Linked DNA regions of Homo sapiens: region 2 is linked to region 1. Evidence: chromatin loops called from intact Hi-C (ENCODE). Cell type or tissue: mammary epithelial cell. All regions are shown on one strand.

Region 1 (8,000 bases):
TATGAGCCTTGGATTTCTGTAGCAGCAGCTTGGGGATATTTAACCATTATACGAAGGTGAAAGTACTGTCATCAGGAATAAAAGCCTCTAAAATCTTTATTTGGCAGTTGTGCTTGGTTTTATGTAGAATTTCCTTATTGAGTTACTGTTGAATCTCAGAAATGTATAACTTTTCCCTTCATCTTTAGTTCATAATAAATGCATGTGAAAAAAAATTCTGTGTAATGTGTAAACATCTAAATAATGCTAGCAGCCAAAAATTGTCTAATGCTTGTTGTCTCCCGATAACTATGCCAAGTATTTTATTATTTAACCCTTAGAAGAGTTTTATGAGCAAAATTATCATCTCTAATTTTCTGTCTTAGTCTGTTATCTGCTGCTATAATAGAATACCACAAATTAGGTAATTTATAAAGGAAAGAAGTTAATTTGGCTATGGTTCTGGAGGCTGGAAAGTCCAAGAGCATGATGTTGGCATCAGGTGAGGGCCTTCTTGCTGCTTCATAACATGGAGGAAGAACAAAATGAAGTTGAAAGATATTTCTTTTTCTTATTGCTTAGGATAATACAGCTGATAATGGTGGAGCCAGAACTTAAGAATGGACAGTCTGACTCCAGAGCTCATCCTCTGAACCACTGTGCTTTCTGCCTCTCCAAGTGTACCCTGAATGCTACTTTATTAACTTCCTCTTTACCTCATCAGCACCCTTGCTTCCTCATCAGCACCACAAACTACAATAGACTAATTTCTCCAGGACCCTAAGAGATATTGGGCCATGATAGATTTAACAAGATTTTATTAGAAAAAGCACCTTTTCTTATGTCCACTTGAATAGCCAATAAAATAAAAAACTCAAAATAAAGGCAGGAGGATAGAGGAGGAACCTGTCTTTCCTGACATCTAGCAAAATAATCCCTTTTAGCATAGCTGGTCATATGAAACTCAGCTCCTGGTTAGCTGTCTAATGTGCAGCTCCCCAAGATTACACAGCATAGAGAAGGTATCCAACTTGTCATTTGCTAGGCGCCTGAGAGGGTTTGTGCATATATGAAAAGAAACAATTTTTTAGGGGTCACTGTCTTACAAGTCCTAATACTGCTTTAGAAAATAATGGGCATATAAGAACATTATAGTTTTGCTGTAAGTATAAATCTGATTAAAACATAAGATCAAGACACTTCGGGGAGAAGTGAATGGTGAATCCCATTTTTTTTGTAATTTAACAAATATTTATTAGACATTATGCCAGTGATTTTTCTAGATACTGCACTGAGACATTTTCCACCTTTAAGGAGGTGTAGAAAATGAACTTCACACATAATGTAGATCAGAATGTGAGAGATAGAAAGTTACTACTGAGATTACAAAGTAGGGAGTGATTGCATGTGATGGGGGGCATCAGGCAAAGTTTGGCATTTGAATGAATCTTCAGGATGAGCTAGGCAGCCCCACCCCAGCACTGAAGACAGGACTAGCTTGCCTACCTGCCCTGTCTGGTATTCACTGATGCCATGATGGGGGGAATCTTTAACACCAGAAGAGGACTTGTACTTCACTGAGAAGGTGGGTGATACATGCTGCCCCAAGGTTTGTCCTTGATAGAATGTGGGCCAGAGGGAGGGTAGAGGAAGAATGTGGTTCAAAGATGAGTATAAGATTTGGAGTCTTAAGAAACTGGGAATTTGATATCATTAACAAATATAGGGATCAGGAGAAAGAGTTTGTTTTTATTCTTACCTGGAAATTCTCATCTACTCTCAGGGGAAACTGCAAATTGAGTGCCTGTTTGCTTTATGAGTTAGTGTACTTTTGGTGTGGCTATTAAACAGAAAGAAGTAATGCATGAATTCCAGGCTGTTGAATCTTCAGTGCAGAAGAGAGACTAGTAATTAAACATTCTGTCAGCTGAAACAGGTGTTCTGTTTGTTTATTACTCACTGATTATTTATAGTGGATTCGAAACTCTCAGTCGAGATAGCCTGTATGGTCAGCAGTGATCTCCAATACTTAATTATTTTCTTAGATGTTTATACTTTGTTTTAGGTGTATAAATTATTTGAAAAGTTGTTTTTTATTTAATAAAGTGTTTGCAACTCCCTTGATTAGAATTGTTTGACTTCAAACTGGAGACTTTTGAGACGAAATTTCGTGAGAGAGCCGTGGAACTGAGTGGGAGGAAAGGAAGATGAGTTTCCATAAATGGTGTATCTAGAATTAGCGAGAAAGTAGACTCACAGCACAAACAATCCTGACCAAGTTTATGGTGCTGCCAGGGCACATGGACTTTCTCTCCTCTTGCCTGTCTATGCGCTTACTAACTTGGCCATGCCAGACTTAACGCTTGTCTAAATTGCTTAAGGGGCCAGGACCACTTGTCTCCCTCATTTTTTCTTTGTGCCATAGCATCTTCTTGCCTCTGTTAAGTGTCACATGTTAATAAAGGAATCTGCATGGGAGATCAGCATGTGTTTGAGTATCAGCATTTGCATGTACAGCTTTAGATTTCCAGATTTACAAAGGACACTTTCCTGCAGCATAAGGACTAGTTCTTTAAAGATGAAACAAAGAGACATTCATTTGTGGTCCTCGAAACAAATTGGGCCTGCTAGCCCATTTGGACAGGAGCACTGATGCTTTCCAAGTGGGCTTCCAAAGTGTTTCATCTTCACCTTCAAAGCCAGGCCATAAATTGTGGAATTGTTTTCACTGTCCCTTAATATGAGGCATAGCTTTTGCTCCAATGCTTAACCTATTTCAATGCCCCTGTGTAGCTGGCTAGATAATATTTTGTTTCTTAGATTTTCCTCCACCACCCCTATTCATTACCCTTAGTTTAAGTTTGACAGCATGCAATTACCTTTTAAAAGCCATACTTATTTAATTTTGGCTCTGATTTTTGAGGCACAAGAATTTGAGCATTTATTTAATTAAAAAGTTTATTGAACTTTTTTCATCTCTAGTCTGAATTACAGAACTTTACATCTCTTCTAGTCAAGTGGCTGTTAACGAGGAACACGCACCAGAATCAAAATTTACATGTCAGGTCCTTCTATAGATTCAGGAGTCAGAAGACAGAGAGATACTTAATGGAGAAACAGCATAACAGGCACTTATACTAAAGAGCACAGGCTCAGAGCTTTCCACCTGGCCCCGCCTCTTGTTTGAGCAAATTTCTCAACCTCTCTGTGCCCCAGTTTCCTTACCTATAAAGTCGGGATAATCATAATATCTGCAACGTAGGGTTCTTGTAGGGACTAAGTGGGTTAATGTCAAGTGCTCTGAACACTTTTGGCATGTATTAATGTTACTGCTACTGGGAAGCTTTTTTAAAGCTTCTAATGGTCAATCCCAGTTGAGAGCTTGATTTCGTCTTTTTATGTTATAACTGAAAAAGCTGAGGCTCAGGGAAGGTTAAATGACCTTTTTGGAGTCACAAAACTAGGAAGGGGCAGGCTTGGGAAAAGAGTCCATATCTCCTGAAATATCCACTCTTCTTGATTTGCCACTTTACTTTTCACAAGTGAATGTTACACTTAACTCTGCTCTTTATCATGAGGATGAAATATCTGTACTTCAGTTTCTTGCCAAAGAACTTAACTTTGTCCTCTCCACTGGGCAGGTCTTGACACAAGCTCTTCGAAGAAATAAGATTTATGAAGAATTGTATGAAGGATTTGGAGTTTCTTTGTTCATCACAGAGCTTCCCAACTTGGCAGACAGAGGAAAGGATAATATTTGTATTATGTTATATTGGCATTGAATTAGATTATGTTGGATTGCCACCTATGGATGAGGCTGGTCATTGCTGGAGGTGACAGGCCCCACCCAGTCTCCAAGGGTTGACAGAATCAGCATCTCCTGACATGTTTAAGAGAACTAGTCCAGCAAGTGTAGTTTTAAAAAAATGTTCAACAAAACTATATACAAAAATATTTATAAGTGGTATTTTTAATTATATGCTTTATAAGTACAAATTTACATTTATAAACTTATCAGGGAGAACAGTGAGACAGTTTTGATAAACTCAAAAATGTGGATAACAGTTGCAGAACAGTATCAGTAACATACCTAATTTATTTCTGTATTTTGTTTTGGTTGTATGACATTTGGAAAATCCTTATGCAGCTGCAAAAGGTTTTAATTTTTAACAAGCTCATTTTGTCTTGATATCCCCTTGAATTAATCTTAATAGAAACTGGAAATAATTTTTTTGCCTCAACATTGAATTCATAATAATACAGCTATTCACGTGCCTCATAATAGATATAAAAGTCAGACCAGAAGCACCCAAAACTTAGCATCAGTACCAGTCAATGATGTCACTTTATCATGATGCAACGCGGTAGGCACTTTAGTATTATACAGCTGTCTATTAGATCATGGTGAGGGTGTGTGCCAACTAGTTGTACCTGCTCTTGGCCTGGCATTTGTTTGAGCATGATGGATGTGTAGGTCATTTGTACAGTTTTATATGAACGGACATGTGCAGACTTGAATTTCCAAAAGAATACCAACGCAGAGTTACAACTTTCCTAATCGGTGACTCACTTATACAAAGAGATAGCAGGAGATACATTTGTCTAGTGTCAGCACTTGAAGCAACTTAATGTAGATGTGGTCATCAGTAAGTTAACATTTGTTGTGCTATATATTTGCCTGCATTTCCTATTATTTGTTTTTGTACTTAAAGGCTAAGAAGTCTTTAAATACAAAATATTCATATGGAAAATTGATGGAACCCCTAAAGTACTTCTTCAGAGCCTAATTTGGTAGCCACTGTTCCAAGGAATGTGCCATTTATCCCTGGATGCAGCAATATTATCAGAAAGCCTTGTGCATTAACCACATAGCTATTTGCCCTTGTAGAATTCCAGTACTTGGGCCCCAGGTGATCCCTTGACCGTGCATTGCACATAGAGTATGGCTTTTAGGAGGAACCACAGGAAGACGCTCCTTCCGGCATTAGAGCTGGGAAAAACAGAACTTCTCTTAAGCCCAGGACCTGGTTTTACTCTAATGAATACTCAATTTCGTAATGTTGTATTTCCCTATGTTCACTACTAAGAAGTTATGAGTCAGCTTTGCATCCAACATTAGCAGCTCTGCAGGATCTCACTTTCAGGTTCATGTGTCTGTGGAAAAACTACTCCTGGGTTGATTTTTTCTTCACTTACCTTGAACTTTATATCTATTTTTGTCTTGTGGTGTTGCATATATTTTTGCCAGCAGCCTCAAACTTTTTGGGGAAAGAGGTAGAAGCAAATGTTTCTCATGCTCTCTGTTTGACTACCCTTAAAATCACAGAAGGAACATTGCTTAGTCACCTTCTTTTTTCAGTTTGTATAGCAATCGTTATTTTTATTATCAAAGTGGCTCACTTGGGAATGCTGATATTTTGGATATCTAATGCATTTCCATTGGAAAGGAGAATCTGGTCCCTTCTCTTAATGGCCCTGCAAAGAAATTAGTGGATGCACAACAGTTTCCTGGACTGTCAGTAAACATTAAAGTCAGCAAATACTCAAAATCATGATTTCTAGCAACTTTTAGCTTGATTGACATCTTTGTTGAAAGTTTTTTAAAATGTGATTTTTCTTATACCCATTCTTGGTAGGAATTTACTTTGGCATTGAATTAATTGCCCCGCCTTTAATTATTTGAAGACAGGAAACATTCAGCAACTTGCCTGGATATGTGTTTCATATGCAGAGGTTTGTATTACCTGTATTTTGCCTGCTTAATAAATCACAATTTAAAAGTATTGGTTCTGACTTTTAAACCTCCTGTGAGGTATGCATCTGCTTCATTCTCTCTTTTTTTTTTATTATTTATTATACTTTAAGTTCTAGGGTACATGTACACAATGTGCAGGTTTGTTACATATGTATATATGTGCCATGTTTGTGTGCTGCACCCATTAACTTGTCATTTACATTAGGTATATCTCCTAATGCTATTCCCTCCCCCCTCCCCCTACCCCACGACAGGCCCCGGTGTGTGGTGTTCCCCTTCCTGTGTCCAAGTGTTCTCATTGTTCAGTTCCCACCTATGAGTGAGAACATGCGGTGTTTGGTTTTTTGTCCTTGAGATAGTTTGCTGAGCATGATGGTTTCCAGCTTCATCCATGTCCCTACAAAGGACATGAACTTATCCTTTTTTATGGCGAATAGGAACACTTTTACACTGTTGGTGGGACTGTAAACTAGTTCAACCATTGTGGAAGACAGTGTGGCGATTCCTCAAGGATCTAGAAATAGAAATACCATTTGACCCAGCCATCCCATTACTGGGTATATACCCAAAGGATTCTAAATCATGCTGCTATAAAGACACATGCACACGTTTGTTTATTGCAGCACTATTCACAATAGCAAAGACTTGGAACCAACCCAAATGTCCAACAATGATAGACTGGATTAAGAAAATGTGGCACATATACACCATGGAATACTATGCAGCCGTCTGCTTCATTCTCTACCTGAGTTCCTGATAAACCTCTTGATAAATTCCCAGCCTTGAGCATGAAGGAACATTCTTCTGGAAGCAGTTCATCATGCCATTGTTGTTCATTCCTTTCTTTTCCTCCTCTCCCCTGCTTTCCTTTCAATGTCTGCCTAACAGTACCAGCGTTTCCTTGGCTTGTGTAGACAGTAATGATATATCTGTTGTGAGTCTTTCTGGATTGCTTTTATTTCTTTACAGGGCTGTTCATTTGTACCTCATTGTTATTACACAGATGTAATGGTTTTTCTGACCTCTGATACTGCTAGACCAAGATGTACTCCATGGGTCCCACCACTGACAAATGTCCAGGGCAGAAGAATTTTAATACCACATTGAGGAGAAATGAGGAGATGCTTCCTAAATGATCTTGGATGGGAGCAGATTAGGCAGTCTTCCATTCTCCACTTGTAATGCTGTTAGTGTTTAAAACTTCCATCAGCAGGGTCCTCGGAGTGCTGCTGCCACACTGACACGGTTGCCAGGCTGTCTTACGATGGCTACAAGACCTTATATTTTCTGCCTCCTCTCCCCATAACTTCTCTGACTTTATCTCCCCTTACTGTCCTCCATCACTTCACTTCAGCCATAGTGGACTCCTTGGTGTTTCTTAAGTGCACCAGGCCTTCCACGTGCCTTACACCAGGTTTTCCTCCTCTGCCTGCACTGCTCCTCCCCTGGATCCTTCTGACTTGTTCCTTCATATCCTTCAGGACCTTGCTCATGTCACCTTCTCCATCAGCTTACTTCAGCCACCCTTTAAAAAATTGTAATCTGCCTCCACTTCACCTGGGCATTCTCAATCTCAACCCCCCTCCACCCCCCCACCCCGCTTTGCTTGTGCTATTGTCATAATACCATCCCCTAACATATTGTATAATTTGCTTATTTTTGCTTATTATAAGCAAAATCAGTAAATATTTTTGAATGAAAGAATAAAATGCTGCTTTATATGGCACAAAGGAAGGCTGGGTATGAGCCCAAATCCCTAATTGCGGAGGCATTTTTATCTTGATAGCCAAACTCATGACCTATTCCTGGGGTACATATTTCTCTCCCTCCCTCCCTTCCTTTCTCTCTCTCTCTCTCTCTCTCTCTCTCTTTCTGTCTCTGAGATGAGCAACTAAAATGTAGTGAATGTGGATTACTCAGTGCTGGGAAAGGCTGTGTTGAAAATGAAGGCTCTAGGATTTGCCACAAGAACAAACTTTATCCTCCCACATGATACATATTCTTCTCTATCATCCTGGATTTTTTTCATCTATTTATTGTTATGTGTATTTCTGTAACACATCAAGTCATTTTTGTAATGAAGCAGGCTACGAATAAATACATCTATTAAGCAGTGGTAAATAATCAGATACTTTTAGCCTCTGGCTCTTCATTGGTGACATCAGCAAATTAAACCAGAGATCAGAAATAAACAAGCAAGTGGCCATGTACCACCTCATTTCCTCTCTCCTGGCAGAATTGCTAATAAATAGATGAGAATACTCTT
Region 2 (8,000 bases), 710 kb before region 1:
ATGTTTATGACAACCCTCTGTGAAAGGTATCATTCCACCAGTTTTACACATGAAGATACTTAGTATCAGAGAAGTTAAATAGCATATTCAAGGTCATGTGATAAGCAAGAGGTGGAGTTAGGATTTGAACTTAAATCCATCTGTTACCAAAGTACATACAGTTATTCTCCACAACACTGCACCATCCTCCTGGTTTTAAAGTAAGAAGGAATCTTGGAGATCCTTCTTGTGGATATAATTCATGCATTCTCTTGGGAGGTAAAAAAATACTCTTTATGTATAAAGTGCAGACATACATACAGTGCATATTCAGTTGTACAGTTTAACTGTGGCATTGATATTTTATGATGGAGGGTGACATGGGAAAAGAGTCTAAAAAGGCTCTGTAGGGGTGTGATCACGGAAAAAGGTTGGGAAGCATTGATCTAACTCAAGCTCTTTCACTTTTTAGGGAACAGATGTGGAATGTTGGAGAGTGAAATGACTGCCCCAGTCACACGTCTAGTCAGTGATGTATATGCATGTGTGTACTTAAAAATAAATCCACTGTTTTTAGGGGCAAAAGGCTCATGCACCACTTATCACTTTGCCAAGCTCAACAATCTTGTCCTCTCCTTTAACTCGATTTCTTTCTGGGTTTGTGCGTGGGCTTATTTATGCTCTCCCCCTTAAGCTGTGAATCACTAAATTTCAACTTCCTGGAGGTCAACAACAAGGAGTGAAATAGTCCCACCGCTAAGTCTTGACCCTGGAATATGTCATTTAAGCTGCGGTGTTTTGGGGGCACTCTTGAGCGGTCCACCTGGTGCTTCTAGAGCAGCAAGCAATGTATAGTAGGTGCTCAGAGTTATGAATTAATGCGTGAATATTGACAGTAGCAGAAAGAAAAGGGCTCAGAAGGACTGAGAACTGCTTGTCTTTTAAATTATTAAGTATTAGTTAAATTTATTTCACATGGAAACAAGCAACACTGGCTCATTTGCTGGCTGTCGGACATCTGCTGTTGAGCTAAAAGTGGCCTGAGGTCTTGAAGAAAAGTTGGGCACCAAGCAGAGCTCTTATCTTGGGGTCAGGTACTCCACTAGGTCTTGAATTCTGTTACTGCTAGTGAGCTGAGAAGGGACACCCTTAGCTTGTTTGGGGCCAGACAAGATTTCATCATGAAGGAATAATGTTAAGGAAGCCCTTAAACAGTTTTACTTACACTTTTCCTACGCATCAACACACAATCATTAAATCTGTTGAAGATAGAAGAGGGATTTTTTTTTAACCTACTGACATAAATGATTCTATTACATTTAATGTATATGTGCTATTTCCATGTATTTCCCCCCTTCTCCAGCCCCACATAAGAATGCAGTAATATGTTTTCTTTCCACAATCTGCCTAGTCTATTTCCATGGACCAATGTTATTACTTTCATGGGCATTTTTCTAAAGTTTCTTTATGTTTATAAAGCATATTATGTTATTTTTAGATAATAGGTATATTACTATTAGATAATAGATAGTAATAGATATATTAGGCTGGGTTTGGTGGCTCATGCCTGTAATCCCAGCACTTTGGGAGGCCGAGGCAGGCAGATCACCTGAGGTCAGGAGTTCGAGAGCAGCCTGGCCAACTTGGTGAAACCCCGTCTCTACTAAAAAATACGAAAATTAGCTGAGTGTGGTGGTGCGTGCGTATAATCCTAGCTTTTAGGGAGGCTGAGGCACAAGAATCGCTTGAACCTAGGAGGTGGATGTTGCAGTGAGCCGAGATTGCACAACTGCACTCCAGCCTGGGCGACAGAATGAGACTCTGTCAAAAAAAAAAAAAAATGTTATCCTCTCTCCGCTGTAACTAAAAAGTACCATATTATGCATATGGTTCCATACCTTTATTTTTTTCTCCAAATAATTTATCTTGGAAATGCTCTGCATTGGTAGTATATGTATTTGTGATGTGGTTAATTTGTTAAATTGTACTTTCTAGGAAGTGTGTCAATTTATACTTAGAGTAGAAATGTTATGAGTGCCTGTTTCTTCATAACTTTGCCAAGAGGGTGTGAACAAAGTTTTAAATTTTGCCAGGCTGAAAGGTAAATATAATATTTTGATGTCAGTTTAGTTTTCATAGCTCTAATTTTGGGTGAAGTCAACCATCTTTCCTGTGTTTAAAACCATTTTTTAAAAAATGTGTGAATCATCTAATAACATTCTTTGCAATACTGAGTTGTTGATTTTTCTTATTGATTTCTAGGAACTATTTATTTATTATAAAGAGTCTCTGATATGAGGTTACAGATGTTCCCATTTGACATCAGTGATATTAAATATTACATAATTAAAATTTTATTTTTAGAATTTGCTAGCATGATGAATTGACATTGCTGAAAAAGATTACTTGACATAATCACACTATTTATTGTCTCATATTAAAAACAAATAGGATACTTACAAAATAATTACATCTACAGATGGAACTACAGCACCCCATTTTACATTTATTTGCATTGAGACCAGTAAACTGTTCAGAGAACTAGCTGCTTGTGCTGGGGTAGAAATAATTTTGCCATTTATTTTACCAATGGTCCCTAATAAACAAATGACAAATCTAGAACGTCCAAATTTCTAAGTTTGCCCTTATGATCAACTGCCAATTGAACAAGAAACTTAACAAGGTTATGTTCATAACTTGGCAAAGTGTCTAGCATATAGGGCTTGAAAAACGTTTATTTATTATAGAGATAATATACTGAACTGCCTTTCTACCTTATTGTGCCTCAATGTAGTTACTAGAGTAGAAAAGATTTCCACTCTTGGCTGCCATTCACAGGGCTCAGCTAAGAAGTTCCCTCCCTAGCTTACATTGAACTATATGAAATTGCTGCTTTATTGGTCAAAAATGGTTGACTGTTGGCACTTTCATACGGTTCAATCTATATCTGAAAGCCTGATGCAGTTAGAGAGGATTCAGCTGTCACAGCAAAAAGCTAAAAATTTTCAATACTGGGTGGACTGGAGTTCCTAGTCTCCTCACATGTCTATGTGGGAAGTGGGGTGTCACAGCTCTCTTGCTGGAAGCGAGGACTGCAGTATTCAGCAAACACCACAAGAGGGGGCATTTCTCTTGGAAATGTGAAGACTGATGAATGCTTTTCAGACTAAGAACCGGTACAGTCAGTCTGGGGGGTGTGCCAACAGGCTAGCAATAAACATCGAGTTGGGAAGAAGAGGGGCCAGTGATTACATGTTAAGCCATTGTCTGTCTCAGAGGGAAAGTCAACAGCTTTCTGTCTGGCAGCCTTAAAGCTAGTAATGCTGAGAACAGGCAAGCCAAAGTGAAGGGAGATCATAGCAATTGTGATTTTTGCAGCCAGAATCAAAACATCAAAAGTGACAAGTAGAAAGGGCTGAAGGTGCGCCTCTTACATATTTGAAAATGTCAGCTTCTTGGGAAAATTCGAGATGATGTAAGAGCTCTGCTGCATTTGCCGGTTGAATGGCATATTCCTGTTGGAAGTTCTGGCTGCCTTGCTAAAAATGCAGTGCACTCTAGCAATCGGCCCTGTGCACAGATGTTACACAGCCTTTACATTAAGCAGATAATGCAGAAAATATTTTCCTTTGTATTGGCACAGCTGTTACCATCTTCAACTCAAAGACTGTGCAGCTCTTGATTAATAGGAGATTTGTCTTTTGTTTGGCTATGAAAGTTAGCTCTAAATGAGAGACTTGGCTGCTCTTTCGCTTGTGTAACACCACATGGTAAATGAGTGCAGAGCAAGGGAGGTCCAGACTTCTGGGGCTGGCTTGTACAATCAGTCTCCCATTGACCAAGAAACTCTGCAACAGCCAAGCCCCCTATATGAGAACATTAAGTGGCCCTAAAGAAATTGCTCAACTAGAGGGGTTCTTATTAGAAAATTAAGGAAGAAAAAGGACAATATGACAAATTACGATATACTCTCATAACATTGAATTTAGCAGTCCCAGCCTTTTTTCATTGCCCAGCATCCTAGGTCAATTAGAATTCAGTGATTCTTGGATTCAGTTAGTGAATTGTTATAATTTGACTCTGAGATAATAAACAGGTAATTATTTCTCTTCTGTACTCCCCTCTCCCCACCCCAAATCCTCCAAAACATTTAAGCTAACTGGGGTGTTTTGCTATGGTGGTTTGTTGGAATTCTTTCTCCTCCACATCCAAAATAAACCATCATGTTTTTACTTGTTTTTCTGAGAAAGCAACACAGATGTTACGTTAAAAAATGTGAGCTTTAGCTTGTTATTGTGTATAAGCATGAAAATGGCTGTCTTATACATTGTAGCAAGTGTAAGCTGTCCTATCTCATGCTGAAAGGAAGCAACTTACCAGTAATGCTGGTGCCAGATTAAGATTCTCAGTGCATCACAAATGAATTACCATGTCTGTTATTTTAAAGGAGAAAAGAAAATGGCAAAAAAAAAAAAAAAAAAAAAAACCCACAAGAAACAAACAAAACCAACCAAAGCCAAGAAATATAAGAAGGGGGACATTGGGCCAGACTTTGCTAAAAGGTACATAACTCACTTTAGATTATCAGCTGGATAGATTATCCTGTTTCATTTCTAAAACAGATTTTGCAAGTGAGTAGTGAACAAGGAATCGTTGATTGCTCTTTTGGCTGTTTGAGTTCTTATGGCCCAGAGATGAGAATATTCAGATAACAGGTCTTTCATATTTTGTGTGTGTTCCACAAAACCACATGTGAAGAGAAACATTTTAATATATTGATTTGTCATAATAAGTGCTCAATAAATGTGTTATTGAAACAATGAATTAAAGGGAATCTTAGGGAACTCTACTACATATAGTGTGTGAAGTGCATCACAGATAATAAATACAATAAATAGGGTCTGGGAGGTGGATAGAGATGGTTTCTGCTGGGGAAAAGGGTGGAAAACAGTGGATGTCTTCTTCCAGCTGCAAGTCCTTGAAATATGAGCCGTAGCTTCCTCTTCCCCACAAGTTTCACTTTAATTCCTAGATAAAATAAGAGAAAAACAGATACGTGTTGAGGGCTGAGTTACAGAGGTCTTGTATGTTCAAGATCTGTGTCTTTTTCAAACATTCCCCGTATTTATCCTGACCATCGGCTTGCATCAATAAGCCAGAGATAAGCTTTGCAAGAAGTGGAAAGGAGAATTTATCAGGGAACAGAGATGGTGGAATATCAGAGAGACATTGTATTAGTGAGGGTTCTCTAGAGGGACAGAACTAATAAGATAGATGTATATATGAGAGGGAGTTTATTAAGGAGAATTGACTCACACGATCACAAGGTGAAGTCACACAATAGGCCATCTGCAAGTTGAGGAGCAAGGAAGCCAGTGGTTGATCAATCCAAATCCCAAAACCTTAAAAGTAGGGAAGCTGACAGTGCAGCCTTCAGTCTGTGGCCAAAGGTCCAAGAGCCCCTGGCAAACACTGGTCCAAGTCCAAGAGTCCAAAAGCTGAAGAACTTGGAGTCTGATGACTGAGGGCAGGAAGCATCCAGCATGGGAGAAAGATGAAGGCCGGAAGACACAGCAAATCTGGTCCTTCCATGTTCTCTGGTCTGCTTTATTCTGGCTGCTCTGGCAGCTGATTAGATGATGCCCTCCCAGAATGAAGGTGGGTCTCCTTCTAGTCCACTGACTCCAATGTTAATCTCCTTTGCAATACCCTCACAGACACAATGAGGAACAATACTTTGCATCCTTCAATCCAATCAAGTTGACACTCAATATTAACTATTACAGACACCCTTGGAATAGTCCAGAGGCTTTAATTGTAATCCTTTCTTGGAGATTACTCTGACCATATCTGTTCATGATGCTCTTCTATTAGCAAAGAAGAAGAGCCAGTGCTTTGTGATAAAGGCCCACCTGGGGCCAGTGTGTCAAAATTAGAGTAGAGGAGGTTTGAGTCAACAGGTGTTTTCCATTATTATAATTCGGCTCTCACCTGCACTCAGGATTAGCAAGACCTGCTTCAGGCATTCACAGCTGAGAGGAAAATGGAACATCTGGGTTGCAATTTTTCTTAGGTCTACATTTCAGAGTGATATTTTGTGTCAGTTTCCTTGAAATGGAAATAAAGTTTTGGTTCAGGGCATGTCTGTGTAGCTATTTGTATTTCACAGGAATGTGGGCTTTCTTACAAGGAACTAAAGAGTTTTAGAAATTCTCAGGTCTTGTTTATGAGGTTGTTAAGCCATCTGTGACATTATATGCATTTTCCACAAGGATTTCAAGAAAAGGAGATACGAGTGTGTTCTGCCCCATCGTATAACTCATTGTTGGGTCAACATAGGACTTAAATTCTTGTTAGTTTTCTAGATAAAAGTGGAGAGTGAGAGGAGGCTTAGAATGTTTAGTGTAATTGTTGTTCATTGGTTTTGTGCAGGAGATAGGGACTTCTGTGGATGCTTATGAAGAGTACTGAAGCACTGAGTAGAAATGGGATACAGTTCCTAGATGATTGTAAATATATATTTTTGTCTCTAAGTGAATTCCAAGGCCTGAAAGTGACATGATTTACTTTACTACAATAGAGCTGTCCTTAGTGAAACTCATGAGAACACTACGTTTTATCCTCAAGGATCAAGAGAGTGGACAGTAGAATTTCTCCCCTGCATCCACACCACTGACATTGTGCTTATTTGTCAAGGCCAGATCCTAAAATCTGAACATGCCATTGAGGCATGTGTGTCATGGCCACAGATACGTGTTGAGGGCTGAGTTACAGAGGTCTTGTATGTTCAAGACCTGTATCTTTTTCAAACATTCCCCGTATTTATCCTGACCATGTGTTTGCATCAATAATCCAGTTTGCAGCACCCTTCTAATAGCCTATTCTCTAAATATTTTAGGATTTTAGCCTGATGCTAACTTCCTGCCTTAGAAGAGGAGAAAGGGGAAAAGAATAGAAGGGGAAAATTTGAATTCTCTTAAATTTTCTAAGGATAATGAGGTTATGATTTCATGAAGATACAGTGTTTCTCTGGGGGCATCAGTCAGGCTAGACAATTGTTCTTCCTACTAAATGGAACCAGATATTCATAGGGGCATAAGGATGCTTTCCAATTTCATGAGTTCTACAGCTGGCATACAAAGACTATGGTTTCTCTAGAATCTAGAGATTCTCCTCCAAGAGGAGTCTGAGGTAATGCTGGAATTATAAAGCTCTGAAGTTAGAAGTCTAGAAGTTACAAGCTTCTAGGTCAATTTCACTAATAAAAATCTAGAACACAAACAGGACTGTCTCTGCCTGGAGCTCTCCCTCCTTGATGAACCAGTGCCTGATCCCTGGCCTCTGTCTGCTCTGGTGTCAGGCCATTCTAACTTGGCTTGACTACAAGGCAACTTCTTGTTCCACGCTGTGTCCAACCTTCTCTGACCTATGCCAAACCCCTGTGCCACTCATTGCCAACACTGACTATGTCTGTCCCCATTGCCTGCCTCAGATGAGGCTAGCAGTTTGCTTTTCCAGAACACACTCATATTTCTTTTGCTATAGTACAAACACATGTTGTTCAATGTTAAGAAAGATGATATTTGAAAATCAAACCCTCACATCTGATGGACTAGGCAGCATTCCTTGTTCTAGATGGGAACAATAAGCTTAGCTGACCAGGTGAGGATGCAAGGCCTGTGGCAGTAGCCTGGCGCTGGAGGTTGGGATGGTAGATGGAGTCAGGGTGGGTCACAGTTCAGTGCCAGCTGGAGCCCAGGTCATAATAGCCTCATGGAAAATTCCTTGGAGTTAGGGTTTTATCTGGAGACTGATGTAGTAGCTGCTTCTTTATTCCTGGTCACCCAAGTGTTCTCTGATTTATCCTTAATACCTAAAAGAGCCACCAAGATAAGTGTTGTTCCCTGGGAGAAGGATTCCTAGAGCTAAGTGTTCTTGGTTTCTGTGTCTAAACCAGAGTCAAGTCTGCCCTTGGCATGTTGAACGTCTGTGGAATCTGATTCCTCTTAGGAGAATGCACA

Evidence for each region. Peaks named below come from ENCODE experiments on the same cell type or tissue, not always from the same donor. Only the 100,000 strongest peaks of a DNase experiment are listed, where the experiment ranks them.
Region 2: a loop joins it to region 1, with 17 times the contacts of the local background. A loop is called at or near these places in 2 of 110 quality-filtered maps.

Annotation. Positions count from the first base shown.
Region 1 is chr2:160,349,158-160,357,157 of GRCh38, reverse strand. All of the region lies in intron 2 of RBMS1 (RNA binding motif single stranded interacting protein 1), which reads left to right. Among named protein-coding and RNA genes, the nearest start is that of MIR4785, 55 kb to the left of the region's middle. In mammary epithelial cell, a CTCF peak has its summit at 3,802; DNase peaks (open chromatin) are centred at 4,447 and 5,047; H3K27ac peaks cover 1,981 bases.
Region 2 is chr2:161,058,973-161,066,972 of GRCh38, reverse strand. No RefSeq gene overlaps it. Among named protein-coding and RNA genes, the nearest start is that of TANK-AS1, 97 kb to the left of the region's middle. RefSeq lists an enhancer at 6,657-6,826. In mammary epithelial cell, a CTCF peak has its summit at 3,093; a DNase peak (open chromatin) is centred at 3,102.